Linked DNA regions of Homo sapiens: region 1 is linked to region 2. Evidence: chromatin loops called from intact Hi-C (ENCODE). Cell type or tissue: Calu3. All regions are shown on one strand.

Region 1 (2,500 bases), 230 kb after region 2:
AGGATCAGCTATATATAAACATGGTTTTAAATAAGTTATTTGAAATTTTATGTCTTTCTTATAATAATGAAGTAAACACAAAATAAAATCCTCTGAACTGAAATCAGGATAAAAATATTGGAACATTTTTCAATAAAAAGAAAAAGAAGTATTTTAAAAAGTTATCCTAAAAGATTTATTTAACTATATTAAAATCCAAATAGAGAAAAATAAAAGAAAGTAATTTTAAGTTTAATATAATGAAAAAGTTAATCATACAGCAACAGGAATTATAGTTGTAGAAAAGCTGACATGAGTCTCTGTAAAAGTTAAGCACTCATATTCCATTAAACATAATAGATTCTAGCCTTGATTATATATCTTAATGAAGTTATTCATATATGGCCTGATCTTGATTAGGTACTTGGCTAGTGAAGCAAAATTGGTTGACCTCATTTTTTAAAAAAAGAAAACAAGATAGGAGTGATAGATCAGACTAATCGGTCAGTTATTCAGCAAAATGTATCTTTTGTGATGATTATTCTAGTTAGCAACTAAGATGGACTATTAAAAAAAGTCCTTGATATAAATTGGTTTTATATTGTACTTGCCCTTTCATCTCTCACTATACATAAATGTAAAGTATTTTTAAACCAATAAATTGCAAGAAGAAAGATAATGTCTTTGTTTTCAATACTTTAGAAAAGATTTTCAGATATGTCTAATTAGCCCAGATCCATTAAAATTGGAGATGTGCTGAGAACAAAGGTCCTTTAGGAATATCCATTTGGAAGAACCCCTGCCTTCAATGAAAGTATAACTGTGAACAAATGGCCATGCAAATGATGGACTTTTTATAAACCTAAAGTAGCCTTATGTGAATATGAAAATACTTCTTAATGTTACAAATTATGAGATAGTGCAGTGCTTGATAAGCGATTGTTCTGAGTCTAAATAAAAAAAAAATCCTAAATTCTTTATTTTGAACATATACACTATTCATCTTGTTTTTCTAAATGGTGGCAAGTATCTATAACTGTTCTCAAATGCTGCCACCTAAAGGTTAAAGTTGGGTATAGACTAATAATGTCTAGAAACAAAAAAAAAGTACGTAGATTATTTATAAAGAATCCAATCATATAATTTTACCCATTAATTTACACATAAATTTATCTTGCTGAATATTTTCTGAAGGGAACTATAAAGGCTACCCATTAAGTAATTAATGAATATTTTATCAAGGACTTAAAAGAAAAAAGTCAAGAGATATGTGGATCAAAATAATACTAATACTAGTAATAAAACTTAAAAAGATGATTTATAAGATGTGTTTCAAAATAAAATGTTTGAAGTATTTATTTGCTGATTAAACATTTAAAATTAACATATAGCCACTTGAGCCCTAGTTTTTTCAATGCATTATGGGTGTGTACAAAATATTTATAATTTTGAAAAAAATCAGTAAGAGCCATACCTGTAAACTAGTTAAAACCATCAATAAAAAGAAAACATGGCCATATGCTAAAAATACATAACAGTTTGTAAATATTTTGCAGAAGATAAATACCCAGTTCTAATCAAGTTGACTAGGATGTAACCAGAGAAAGACAATACATAAATGTAACTGTTTACTTAATGAATTGAAATGTTGCTTTTGGTACATCCATAAAAAGAAAGTATTTAGCACTGTTTATTCATCATTGACCATAAAGACTAACAATATATGGAAAACAAAATATTTTGGTCAAAAAAGCCATTCTAGGAATAGACTAGAGCTGATTTCCTATAAGAAAAGTAAACTATCCATCCATTCACACAATCTAGCAATCCTTTTTGCTGCGACTATATATTTAGCAAAATCTTCTAGTAATAATTTCAAGTCCCAGGCACTTTCTATGAAAGCGTGGACTAGTGTCACCTTTCAGAAATCAACAAAATACTGCTTTCACTTCTGTGCTTTGGTCTTATGAGTTTAGTTTAAATGAGTCTATTAATCACAGCCTGATCATCTCTTTGTTGACTAATACGCTTCAGTTTCAATACTTAGAAAGAAGGCTCCATCTATCCCACCAAGACACAGCTCCCGTAGGGAGTCCTTCACAAGGCAGCAGTTCACATTTCTGTCTGACATCTTTTTACCTGTAAGTCATCTTGTATATGTGTATAGTAATAACTAGACAGGACGTTCCTTAAGAGCTGAGACTGTGTCTGTCTGATTGGTATCCTTAATACATATTTATTGATTGAATAAGTATTTAAATTATTTATATTTAAAATTAAGAGTAGCCGAATTATATATGAATATAAATGTTTTATAATAAAAATTAATATTTATATTCCAAGTAACTCCCACTAAGATTCATTCTAGTTTATGCTTTAGCATTAAATTGAAAACACTAACAATTAATCTTAAACATACAGTATATGGATGACAACAGCACTTATAATCATATGGGGGAAATATGGTATACATTAATAGGCTTTCTCCTTCTCATTCTATGTAAGTTTTTTAAAAAATTAA
Region 2 (2,500 bases):
CTATAAAGCATACGATTAAAGCCTCTGGCAAACTGCTGGATTCATTGAATTCTCCTGGTGAACAAATGGATCTGACCAGTGATGGTAATTGAAATAAGTTGGTTGAGGAGCAAAAGCTTTTACTTACTTAGATACTTTTCAAAAGGTGATTTACTTTCTTATGGAAGGGAGGAGGGTACACGAATGCATTTTCTTACATTTTTAGTACTAATACGGACAGAAAAAATAAGGCCTAATGAAAATAGAGGTGCAGAAATATAACTTCAACCTAGACCTGTCATACACCACCGTTTAATTAAACAGCTTGTACTCCTTTACAAGCATATGCCTGGAAATGCATGGTTGGAATGGACAGGCATGCCTTAGCCAAATACTAGTAATAAATGTAACATAAAAATATAACATAAAAATAACATAAAATAACATAACAAATTTATTTTCTTCAAAGTTTCTTTTCTTTTTTCTTTTCTTTTCTTTTTTTTTTTTTTTTTTTAACGCAGTCTCACAGAAAAAGCCTGTTGCCCAGGCTGGAGTGCAGTGGCACGATCTCAGCTCATTGCAGCCTCTGCCTCCCGGGTTTAAGCAATTCTTCTATTCTTCTGTCTTAGACTCCCATGCCTCAGCCTCCCGAGTAGCTCAGATTACAGGCACGAGCCACCATGTCCTGGCTAATTTTTGGATTTTTACTAGAGATAAGCTTTCACCATGTTGGCGAGGCTGGTCTCAAACTCCTGACCTCAGGTGACCCACCCGCCTTGGCCTCCCAAAATGCTGGGATTACAGGTATGAGCCACCGCATGTTATTCTAATATTTGTTTTCCCCCATTCAACAAGGTAACTGGATCTCCCTGGTGCTAGGCTGTGTTCACATCTGGGTTCTGACACTTTCTAGCTTTGTAGCCTTGGGCATGCTACTCCATCTGCCCTGCCCTCAATTTCCTCATTCATAAAAGAGAGATAAAACTAGTAACTGCATTATATGATTTTTGGGATATTAAATGTTTTTTCTTTTATAAAAGCCTGAAGCAATAGTATTGAGAAGCAATACTAGCCCTGGCAGAAACGGGGCTGGGAGTTTGGGGAGAGGTAAGAGAAAGAGATAAATTATGAGCTTGGACTAGACAGCTGGCAAGACTTTTCAAAAGGAAGGAGGCAGAGGGCGATGTAGGCCTGAGGAACTCACACTGACAGTAGGAGAGGGCAGGAAATAGGGAAATAGCTGCATGGTACACGAATGTGTCTGAATCAAGTTCTGAGAAAAATTTCCATGCCCAGGAGGAGGGCAAAATAGCAGCAGAAGCACTGCTACTCATCCATGGCAGCCAAAGTGAAGTCAGTACCAGTGGAAGTCCTCAAGTGTCTTCATTAGATCCCTGGAAATTTTAGAGGCTGAAATGGGCAGGAGGGAAAGGTGGGAGAAAGGGAAGGGTGGTACAATAATGGTAGATGGAATTTCCAGGGAACTCACTAGGATAAGCGTCCAGAATCAGATGAAATTTGATTTTAAGAAAAATGAATGATGAAACATTTCTTGCAATTGAGAGTTTGTGGAGCACAAGTTGTATCTACCAAACATCCATTCTATATTGCCTACTACCATTAGTATTGAGTAACCTTCCACTTCACTTACTTGAGGATCAATTATTAAGTCATTTGCTATAAACTACAATGTTAAAACACTTTTCAAATATTATCAAAAGCATAAAACTTGTATGTTGATTATGATATCCGGTGTCTCCCAATCACAAGAAAAATATCTTTTGGATGAAAATGAACAGATGATAATGAAACAGTAAAACATAATACACATATGTTTTTGAAACTTCCTTGGAGCAGACTACAAATTAATTGTTTAAATATAAATTTTTAAATAAACTTCCAGAAATGTATTACCATGAAATATGATAATAAATATTGAATTATTGAGCAAATAGGAAAATTTTTACTGAAACACATATTGTGTTTTCAGTGTTACTCTTTGTTTTCTTACCACAAAAGTAGTTGGTTAGAAGTGACAGCTTCCCATACTATATTATAGAAAAGAGCAACATATTCTTTACATGATTTCATTTGCCTATACATTTTTATTAAAATGTTGAAAAAATCTAATAAAACAAAAATTCTAAACTAAAATTTCACAAGCAGAAGTTAAGCTCTATCCTGAACCATTGCGGCATTATTCACAATAGCAAAGACTTGGAACCAACCCAAATGTCCAACAATAATAGACTGGATTAAGAAAATGTGGCACATATACACCATGGAATACTATGCAGCCATAGAAAACGATGAGTTCATGTCCTTTGTAGGGACATGGATGAAATTGGAAACCATCATTCTCAGTAAACTATCGCAAGAACAAAAAACCAAACACCGCATATTCTCACTCATAGGTGGGAATTGAACAATGAGATCACATGGACACAGGAAGGGGAACATCACACTCTGGGGACTGTTGTGGGGTCGGGGGAGGGGGGAGGGATAGCATTGGGAGATACAC

Evidence for each region. Hi-C counts contacts between places; a loop is a spot of excess contacts. Peaks named below come from ENCODE experiments on the same cell type or tissue, not always from the same donor. Only the 100,000 strongest peaks of a DNase experiment are listed, where the experiment ranks them.
Region 1: a loop joins it to region 2, with 15 times the contacts of the local background. A loop is called at or near these places in 2 of 110 quality-filtered maps.

What each region holds. Positions count from the first base shown.
Region 1 is chr6:68,875,827-68,878,326 of GRCh38, reverse strand. The region is part of intron 3 of ADGRB3 (adhesion G protein-coupled receptor B3); the gene reads right to left. Among named protein-coding and RNA genes, the nearest start is that of ADGRB3, 240 kb to the right of the region's middle. In Calu3, a CTCF peak has its summit at 1,027 (motif pointing left); no DNase peak of the experiment used is centred here.
Region 2 is chr6:69,104,158-69,106,657 of GRCh38, reverse strand. All of the region lies in intron 17 of ADGRB3 (adhesion G protein-coupled receptor B3), which reads right to left. Among named protein-coding and RNA genes, the nearest start is that of ADGRB3, 470 kb to the right of the region's middle. In Calu3, no CTCF peak of the experiment used is centred here; a DNase peak (open chromatin) is centred at 1,167.